Regions from separate parts of the Homo sapiens genome. Here region 1 is linked to region 2. A link is a contact called in ENCODE Hi-C or POLR2A ChIA-PET data. All regions are on one chromosome and are shown on one strand. The core of a region is the stretch at or near the end of the contact, and the rest is flanking DNA. Distances in the headings are between cores, read along the strand shown. Region 1 overlaps FAM20C (FAM20C golgi associated secretory pathway kinase). Region 2 holds the start of FAM20C (FAM20C golgi associated secretory pathway kinase).

Region 1 (5,141 bases), core at 1,306-3,805, 37 kb after region 2:
CCTCAGAGAGTGCGGTTCTGGGCCCTGCACCCACTTTACCGATGGGGAAGCTGAGGCCCGTCCCTGCAGCCGTCCAAGCCCACACTGGCACCCTCCCCTCGGCTGTTCCGATTAGGCCTTCTCAGCCTCCCCAGGCCGTCCGACCCTGGCCGACTGAGGATGTGTGTTTCCGTGGGGTCTCCTGGAAAAGATTACCCCATTTGTTGAAAATCAAGGAAAGTCATTTTTTTTTTCCAAAAGCATTCCCCAGAACGGCAATATCGAGGGTCTTTTTGTATTTTCTCCAGTTATGACGGTCGCCGGGGTGCCGCTAGTGTGTGGGCCATCGTTCTAATTGTCACGAAAGGGAGGGAAGATTAAAAGGACGGGAAAGAAAATATGGCCTTCATTTTCCTCGTACTGGGGACGAAAATGGAAGCCAGGGGATTTCATTCAAAAGCAGTTTGCTCAGGTCTGGTTGTTTTTAATGCCAAAAAAGGAAACTGCAGATTTAAGATCTCCTTAGACAAGCAGAGAACGGGCTCAAACACTAGCCCCTAACTATGCATTTAGTTTATTTTTCTTACTGATGTTTTTTTTAAACATCTAGGGCTCCACGGAGGAAAAACAAGATTGTAACAGTAACCTTGGTGCTCAATATTTAATCCTGGTTTAGTAGTTAGTAGCAGCTTACCCTTTTATTACTTTGAAATGAAAGGAAGCATCACAAGGGTTTCATAGGAAAGATGTCTGCACCTGTGTTTTCAGGCTACCGGGGAGCCCGCGTTCATTTCCAGTCTAGTCGTACTTCCCTGAGTCCTGTCCATGAATACTGGATGAGCCGACAGTAGCGTGTTTAAAACTACAGTGGGTCTGAGACTTTCAAGCAATTCTTTTTCCCCGTTTGCTTTTGAAATAAAGTCTAAACCATCGCAATTGTTTTCAAGTGGAAATGACTTCAGACTTTTACAGTTGCAAATCACTGAATCATTTTAAAATGGATTTTCATTAAATTGACCGTAAGAGGTTGAAGAGCCTCTTCTGAGATGATTTTCCAGCCAAAGAAATGATTCTCTCCTTCTTCTGTGTCTCACGTTGAAGAGCTGGCGCAGAGGTTTCCTGCAGACCCGGGAGGGGTACCTGGGGCCGGTTAGGAGGGTCCTAGGGTTCACCTGAATGGTTCTGAAGCCCTTTAGCCGCACCACAGCGACCCGTCAGAGCTGATGGGGGACGGCGGGCTCAGTCAGGCGCACAGGCCTGTGCCTGCGTAACGAAACACCAGGGGGGAAAGCCATCCGCCTGGCATGGTTGTGATGAGGCCCGTGGCCAATCAGAGAAATTCTGAGAAAATAAAAGATAGGTCAGTAGGCGACCCCTGCCCTGGGCAGGGTCTTGGCTCAGTGCTGCCTGTCCCCATGGGTTCCGAAGAAGGCAGGTTCATTGGAAAAGCTTGGAAATCTCTAGTCCTTAGATCACAGGGGCTCTTGTCAGTGTGGCTGTCTCAGACTGTGAGGACTCAGGCCCCTCTGCTGGGTTGAGGAGACCCCCAAGACTGGCCACCCAGGGGGCTGGTGTCACGGCTCAGTGTGGGGTCAACAAGCCAGGTCCGTGTCCCTGTCCCTCCCCTGTGAGAGGCTGACACTGCCATGGGGGCTGTGGAGGGTGGAAGGGGAGACGCCCGCTGCCTACACCCCCAGCTCTCCTCTGAGGGCAGCGTTTCCACAGAGCCGGTGTGAGCCAGGGGAATGACCTGTCCCAACAAGAAGCTCAGGTTTGGACAACTGGTGCCTGGAGCTGAGGTCCTTAGCATCTCAGCACAGCTGCCAGCCTCCACGGCACCTGTGGGTCCATCCCACATCCTCCACCAAGAGTGACCTGACTGAACAGACGCCACGACTCTCACGGCTCCTGCTGACGGCATGAGTGGGGTCCCGGGCAGCCTCCTCAACGTGTTTGTAGTCCTGACCTGTAACAACTGCATGCTGGCTGGAGGGTCCCACGCTGGGGATTCCTCCTCCTCAAACTCAGCACTGGGAGCCCCTTCCAAGACCGCCCACCAGGCATCTTGTTCATGGATGGGGATCACAGCCAGGGTGAGTAGCGACACCAGGACCCGTAGTCGGGCCACACCCTGCCCCACCCACGCACCCCACCCCCCCACCACCAAGATGCCTCCCTGTCAGCCCCACGGGGGCCACTCTAGGACCAGAAGCAGGGAAATGTCCCACCCAGGAGGGGCCCTTCACGTCCAGATGAGGTCTCGTCATAACCTTCAGCACCTCCGGGTTTGTGTGAAATAGGCGGATTGTCTGGGCTCCGATGTGTGGGAAGTGAGTTTCCTTCCACGTGCAATGAGGCAGCCCCCTTTTCTGTGAGGAATGCATTTTCTGGGAACTTTGCTGCAATGTGTTCTGGCTGGTGTATAAATAATTCCGCACATCGCCGCCCTCCGGTCCTTCCTGGGCCCTGTGCCATTCTCATTCCCAGTTCTCCTGACTCACACATGGCCGCTGAAAAAGACCTCCTGTGTTGAGCGGGAAGGCCTTGGCTGCAGCTGGTCCAGGTCCTGGCCGAGCCCAATGGGGCCCCTCCTGCCTGCAGCCCTGTGGCTGGAGAGCTCGCCGTCCTCACGCAAACAGTCCAGACCACAGCGGTGGCACATCGTGAGAATGACAGATGGGGGATGAGCAAGGTGCCAGGGGTTTTAAATAAGACGGCCGCGTTTTGCCAAACACCTACCCCACGGGGCTGGAACAAGTGACGCAGAAATGGGCAGGAAGCGTGGACCGCGAACTCGGGGACCAAAAGGTCGTGCCGGAGTCACTGCCAGGGAGAGCCCCGCACCTTCCAGAGCTCTGCCGGCTGAAAGCCTGGTATTAAACAGCTTAATATATCTCGCTAATGACAGGTGGTGGTTTTCTGCTGTGTGAGTGATGAGAAGATTACCCAAGATAGAAAGGCTAATTTTTGCCTCCGTGCCTTCATTTAGTGAGTCAGGGATCTAGTGTGTTTGGAGGAATAAGAAAGTGTCTGTCTTATCTAGTTTTGGGCCTCCCTGAGTTTGGCCCTGGAGAAGGGAATCCAAGAGAAATGGGATAGAAAGATGGGGTAGGGGGATGGGGAAGGACCAGCTTCCGCTTCCGCGACCCTCTGGAAGGTGCCCCGAGTATCTCGGGCCCCGGCCGTGGAACCTGTAAATGTCACCTTCTTTGGAAAAGCGGTCTTTGGAGGTGTGGTTAAATTAAAGACTTCGAGATGAGGACTTTCCCTGGGCCCAAAATGCAATCCCCTGTCCTCATAAGAGGGAGGTGGAGGGAGATTAAACGCAGAGGAGGAGGCCAAGGGAAGGGGATGCAGGGCTGCAGTAACAAGCCCAGGAGCTCCTGGAGCCCCCAGAGCTGGGAGAGGCAAGAAGGATCCTCCCTAGAGTCTCCACGGGGAGCTCAGCCCTGCCCACAGCTCAGCCTTGCATTTCTTGTCCCCAGGACGGGGTGGGGGGGGGGGGGAACAGATCCCCGTGGCTTAAAGTGCCCCTGTCTGTGGTTATTTATTACAGCAGAGCCTCGTGGCTGGACCTCTGTGTCCCGGCGTTCGGAACACCAGGAGCCCTTCACGAGGCTCCTGTGGGGCCGTGGGTGGATGGAGGGTGGCCGGGCCGTCTGGTCCACATGCCTCACCCTGGCCGGCCACCTCAGACAGGTCCTTGGTGTCTCCCCGATTCAGTGTTCCCATCTGTAAAATCGGTGGAAAAACGCCTGCCCCATAGAGCCTGGTATTAGATGAGTCGCGATACAGAAAGCTCTGAGGATAGAGCCTGGCACATGGAAAGTCCTGTGTGTTTACTGCCCTCAGTAATATACTGAATAATACCTATTGGTAAATGAAGGGAAAATTCCTGTGTGTTTACTGCTCTCAATAATATACTGAATAATACCTATCGGTTAATGAAGGGAAGAGTCCTGTGTGTTTACTGCTCTCAATAATATACTGAATAATACCTACCAGTAAATGAAGGGAAAAGCGCCACATCAACCTGGCTTCAGTGTGGACCCGCTGCTGGACCCCGGTGGGTCCTATAGTCCCAGCTACTCGGGAGGCTGAGGTGGGAGTTTCGCCTGAGCCCAGGAGGCTGAGGATGCAGTGAGCTATGAAAGAAAAGACGGCCTGGGAGATGATGCTGGAAGACACAGGCCAGGGTGGTCCAGGCCAGGGCAGCGAGTACAGAGGCAGGAGCAGCAGCCCCAGCAGGACCCTCCCATCCAAGCATCAGGAAGGCTGGCGTGGCCGACCCCAACCATCATGCAGACGGGAGACAGGAGTGGGTGCGCTGGGGGGTCTGTTCCGGGGCAGCGAGGACCCCTGGAGGGCAGAGCAGGAGCAGCAGCAGCATGTTCGGGGAGCCCGGGGTGGCCGGGGCGGGAGACGTCGACTGACACTTTGGTGGTGGTGAATGACACGCATCAGTGGGGCCCCATGGGAGGAGGGTCCCGGCGTGGAGGACTCTGTGGGAGGAGGGTCCCGGCGTCGAGGGCCGCGTGGGAGGAGGGTCCTGGCGTGGAGGGCCCCGTGGGAGGAGGGTCCCGGCGTGGAGGACTCTGTGGGAGGAGGGTCCCGGCGTCGAGGGCCCCGTGGGAGGAGGGTCCTGGCGTGGAGGGCTCCGTGGGAGGAGGGTTCTGGCTGAGGTCATCCAGCAGCTGCACTGTGTGGCCTGGCCTGGGGATGGTGTTCTTGGTAAGCCCAAGTGTGGTCAGGAGGCTGCCTGCCTGTTTCCAGGAGGGTGAGCAGGAGGCCTTAGGCACAGAGGAGCATCTGTGAGGGGCGCGTGCGTCTGGCTGAGTGGGCACCTGGCGGTGTGTGCAGGCTTCCCAGCTCTTACGGCCTCTCAGGCACCGGGTCTTTTTCTGCCTGTCTGGCAGGGTTTGGGAGGTGGTGGTTTTCCATAATGCATGAATGGTTGGTGTTTGACCCACCCCTCTTTGGGCCTCAGTTTCCCATCTGTGCCCAGGGGCCTGGGGCGGTCCTCTGTGCTGAGCAGGACACCCAAGGACTCCATCCTCCGGCCCCAGCACCCGCCCCTGCCCAGGGTTCCGCCTGATGGTTTGCTGTTGGTCTCTGCCGCCGACCCGGCATCCGTTCCGTCGGCCTCGTCGGGCTGTCCCTGC
Region 2 (4,828 bases), core at 1,600-4,099:
TATGTCTATGTGTGTATTGGTGTGTGTCTGTGTGTGTCCATGTGTGATGACATGTGTATCTGTGTCTATGTGTGCATCTATGTATATCTGTGTGTATGTCTTTGTGTATCTATAGATCTGTGTCTATGTGTATATTATCTCTGTGTTCATCTGAGTATTGTATGTCCATGTGTGTCTACATGTGCCTGTGTCTGTATCTGTGTCTGTCTATGTGTCTATGTGTGTATCTGTGTGTCCGTGTGTGTGTGTCCATATATCTGTCTATGCATGTATCATCTGTGTGTCTGTGTATTGTGTATCCATGCATATATCCGTAACTATGGGTATGTCTGTGTGTGTTTGTGTCCACGTGTGTGTATCTGTGTGTGTCTATATATCTGTGTCTATGTGTGTGTCTGTGTCCACGTGTGTGTATCTGTGTGTGTCTATATATCCGTGTCTGTGTGTATCTGTGTGTATCTATGTGTGCATCTGTGTGTGTCTGTTTTCTCTTTGTTTTTATGGTGTCCACGGATGGGCCGACTGAACCACCAAATTCCTCCTCAGAGCCCAGTAAAGGCACCAGGCGGAAGGGTCTGGCGGAGGGTTGGCCGCTGTCTCCTCACTCCTCAGCGGGGTCCTGTCTTCCGACTTTTGTCTCGCGCCGCCGCAGCCTGTGGACTCCTGGGCCCTCCTCTGAGAGCCTGCGCTGTGCCTGGCCCCGGGCGGAACTTTGAACGAGGCTCCTGTCTTAACTCGACTGCTTGTGCTTGGGGGAGATAAACAATAAACAGGAGCAGAAGAAAGTGTCCTCAGACCACGGCGGGTGCTGTTGGGAAAACAGTGGCGGGGCAGGGAGGGGGGCGCTTCTGAAGGACCTGGCGAGGTAGAGGCCACTGTTCTAAGAGGCAACAGACGAGATGAACCAGGACCCTCTGCGAGGGAGGGAGGCGTCCAGGGGTGCACACGGGTCCAGATAGCTGCCGGGCTCCCAAAAACCACTCTGGGGGTGAGGATGGGAGGGGAGAGGAGTTGGGGGCAGGAGGCAAGTGAAAGTAAGTGCCCAGGGAACCTCCATGAGGCCCCCCACACCGGATAATAGTGTTCCATGGGGTCTGCTCAGCCCCATGTCTGCCCCAAGACACTAGCCACAGCTCTGCGTCGAGGTCCTGTAGACCACGGGAGAGATGGGGGGGCCAGGAGCCTATAGAACTCCAAGTCCAAGGGGACCCTTGCTGGGAGAACACAGGCCAAGACCTTCCTTCCTGCCACAGGCTTCTGTCCCTGCTGTCTGCTCCCCCAGGACTCCCCCCACACCCGGGATCTTCCTCCTCACCCTCCTTGGCCTCTCTCAGTGACCCTGTCTACACACAGATGTGCTGTCCATGTGAGTGGAAGGAAGGAAGGATGAGGTCCACTCACAGGGGTGAAGCTGTCTCCTGAGGGGGCAGCCCACCTCCAGGTCACACCGCCCCACCCAACACAGCCTCCAGTCCAGCTCCAGGTGGGCCGCACCCAGCCCTTCACTCACTTCAAATGGCCCAAGACGCATGGATTCCACTGGCCAGCCGGACTGGAACAACTTCTCCCCTTATAAGTATCTAGTGGGTGCCCACGGAATGCCAGGCAATGGGCCAGGCTCAGAGATGAGTGATTCCTCAGGAACAATGGGCTCAACGCCCTTAATTCACATCAGAGGAAACTGAGGCTCAGAGAGGGCGGAGAGGGCCCTGGTAACACAGCCAGCCGGTGAAAGTAAGAGGGGGGGCCCAGGCCCTGCTCCCGGCCCACCCGCCTGGGCTTGCTGGCGAGGCTGCTGGCCCAGGCAGTCTGGGCACTGTGGAAGCAGCCGGCTTGAGGCACAGGGGATGTGGCCTCCTCCCACACACTTACCTCCCTGACTACATCTTAGGCTGACATCCAGATTAACTCATATTCCCTACAGGGAGCTGCACGGCCAGAAGCTGCTGGTTGCAGAAGCCACCAGCTGGTTGTACAAGCACCGCTCCCCTGGTTGTGGGTGACAGATGAGATGCACTCACGTGAACACACATGCATGTGCACACACACATGCACACAGACGCACACACAAACACACACAGGCATACACACGCACACGCACATCCACACACACACATGCGCACACACACGCACACGCCTGCACTCACACACCCCCGTCGGCCCCAAGCAGGAAGGCGCCCCCGGCACACCAGCCCCTCTCAGCGCCCCCAGCGGGCCCGGCGCCTGGAGGGTTAAGGCGGGCGCGTCCCGCGGGTGGGCGGGGGGGGGGGGACGGGACCGGTGCCGGGAGCTCCGCTGCCCTGGCGTCCCCTGGGTCCAGGCCCAGTCGCTCCTTGGGCCTCTCTCGCGGGGCCGCCTCCGCCTCCTCCTTGCCGAGACGGGCGTGGGGCACGGGGTCGCCGCCCGGCGGGGAGCTCATCCGGCGGCGCAGACGCCCCGCGGCTCCGGGGAGGGACTTGGCCTGGGCCCCGGCCCCGCGCTCCTCTGGGGAGGAGCCGAGAGGCTGCAGCTGGCGGCGGCGGCCCCGGGCGGGAGGGGGTCCCAGGAAGCGGCCAGGCCGGAGCCCCCCACTCGGCCGCAGCTGCTGGCCTGGCCAGAACCGAGCGCGCCCTCCCGGTCTCCGCCGCTTCCCTCTGCAAACCGCGGGCAGGAGGAGCCCTCTCCTTAGCGGGCCCGGAGCTCAGAGGCGTCGCGGGGCGCGGCCGAGGGGAGGAGGAAGGAGAGCGGGAGCGCAGCCGGCCCGGGCCCAGCCGTGACTCGTGGGGCGGCGGCTCCGCCAATCTGTGGGCGCTGACGCGGGGGGCGGCTCCGCGGCGCTCGATATCTGCCCGCCCGGGACGCGGGGCGCCGAGAGGCTCGGCCAGGCGGGAGCTGCGCTCGGGGCGGCCGCTGCACCTGCCCGGGACCCCGCCGGCCGCTCCCCGCGCCCACCCCTTCCGCCCTTCGCCCCCCCCTTCCCCCCAGCCCCGGTCTCCCGGGCGCGGCGTGAGAGCAGAGCCCGGCCCGGAGGAGCCGCCCCTTCCCCGCCCGCCCGCCCGGCGCCTGGAGAGGAGCGCGCTGAGGATCGGGACGCCTGCGGCCGCCGCCACCGCCCAGGCCCGTCGCGCCCCGGCCGGGATGGACCCACACGCCCGATGAGCCCCGCGCCGGCGGCTGCGAGCGCCGAGCCTCCCCCTGCTGCGGCCCCAGCCGCCCCCCGCGCGCCCGGCTCCGCGGACCAGGACCCCTGGGCTCCCCGGCTGAGGGCGCGGCCGCTCCGGAGAGGCCGAGCGGGGACGGGCCCGAGATGGCGCGGGGACCCAGCGCTCCGGCGGCGGGCGCCCTGCACGCGGCCCGGGCCCGGGGACAGCCCCGGAGCTGGTAGCCGCCCGGCACCGATGGACCTTGACCCGCGAGGCGGCGCCGCGCTCGTGCCCAGCTGCAGCTAGAGGGGCGCGCGGGCAGAACGCGCTCCAGGCCCGGGCCGGCCCGCGCGGCCATGAAGATGATGCTGGTGCGCCGGTTCCGCGTGCTCATCCTGATGGTGTTCCTGGTGGCCTGCGCGCTGCACATCGCCCTGGACCTGCTGCCCAGGCTGGAGCGACGCGGCGCGCGGCCCTCGGGGGAGCCCGGCTGTTCGTGCGCGCAGCCCGCCGCCGAGGTGGCCGCGCCCGGCTGGGCCCAGGTTCGGGGCCGCCCCGGGGAGCCCCCGGCCGCCTCCTCCGCCGCCGGCGACGCGGGCTGGCCCAACAAGCACACGCTCCGCATCCTGCAGGACTTCAGCTCCGACCCCTCCTCCAACCTCTCGTCCCACTCGCTGGAGAAACTGCCGCCCGCGGCCGAGCCGGCCGAGCGCGCCTTGCGGGGGCGGGATCCCGGCGCCCTAAGACCCCACGACCCCGCGCACCGGCCGCTGCTGCGAGACCCCGGCCCGCGTCGGTCCGAGTCGCCCCCCGGCCCCGGCGGAGACGCCTCCCTCCTGGCCAGGCTGTTCGAGCACCCGCTTTACCGGGTGGCGGTTCCGCCGCTCACGGAGGAGGACGTCCTGTTCAATGTGAACAGCGACACCAGGCTCAGCCCCAAAGCGGCGGAGAACCCGGACTGGTGAGTGGGGGCTGGCAGGTGCCCACCCCCAAGGGAGCCGTGAGCCCAAGGCATGGTGTAGAGAGGTTCAGGGGCCCCAGAGGGCCGCCCCCCATGGAAGAGGCCGGGCAGGGAGTGTGGTGCGGGAGGAGGCAGCCGCCTACCTCAGGGCGCTGCCTTTGTCTCCAGAATAACCTCCTCCTTGGGAGGGGCTGCCGGCTGGTCCGGGAGCTGTGCCCTGTGGCTGCTGGTGAGGAAGCCAGACCCCGCGCCCTTTAGAAGCGAGTCCTGACCAGCCGTGGTCACCAGCTTGGGAAATGGGGTCAGGCAATGAATGAATGAGTTGGTGAGGGAAGGAGCCAGGCTGCCGCTGGGCTTTCAGACACTTGGCGAGGGTGCTCTGGGTGGGCACCTTGGAGAAGGTCTGGATGTGCCTATTGAGTCTTTTAAACCCAGTGGCTGGAGCAGAATTATCAGAGGGGCTTGCTGGCAGCCGTGAGGTGCAACAAGGCGGCCCAGCCAGCAAGGGCGGTGGGTGTGCTGGCTGCAAAGAGATGATGGCTCGATAAAGGGCGAGAAGCCACGGCAGGAACCTCTCTTTAAACTGTCCTGGCTAAGCCCTTTCCCCACCCCCCGGCCCCTCCCTCCGCCACACAGATCAAAACAAGCAGATGCTACACCGAAGCAGTGGAACATTAACCACGACAAGGCCAGAATAAGTAACTACCTGCCGAAGGTTACCCCAGCAGCAGAGGGGGAGACCAGC

What was found. Hi-C counts contacts between places; a loop is a spot of excess contacts on that map. ChIA-PET counts read pairs that join two places held with the same protein, here RNA polymerase II (POLR2A). Pooled maps may share reads with other maps.
Region 1: a loop to region 2 is called in a map of psoas muscle, with 9 times the contacts of the local background. The contact joins the enhancer-like site here to the promoter of FAM20C in region 2. A Hi-C loop is called at or near these places in 19 of 168 maps with a recorded cell type or tissue (IMR-90, MCF 10A, PC-9 and 15 more) and 19 of 50 pooled maps. POLR2A ChIA-PET finds 5 or more read pairs at or near these places in 7 of 52 experiments (AG04450, Caco-2, H1 and 4 more).

What each region holds. Positions count from the first base shown.
Region 1 is chr7:226,901-232,041 of GRCh38, forward strand. All of the region lies in intron 3 of FAM20C (FAM20C golgi associated secretory pathway kinase), which reads left to right. Among named protein-coding and RNA genes, the nearest start is that of FAM20C, 37 kb to the left of the region's middle. Within about 2 kb of position 2,556, at least 15 of the 41 ENCODE cell types and tissues checked have a DNase peak (open chromatin) inside an H3K27ac peak, as active enhancers do; they include ascending aorta, gastrocnemius medialis, heart right ventricle and 4 more, where a contact is called at or near this core.
Region 2 is chr7:189,722-194,549 of GRCh38, forward strand. It overlaps FAM20C (FAM20C golgi associated secretory pathway kinase), which reads left to right and starts at 2,850. Exons shown (of 10, transcript NM_020223.4): 1 at 2,850-4,083. The coding sequence starts at 3,479. It overlaps LOC124901808 (a long non-coding RNA gene), which reads right to left and starts at 397. Exons shown (of 2, transcript XR_007060632.1): 1 at 1-397.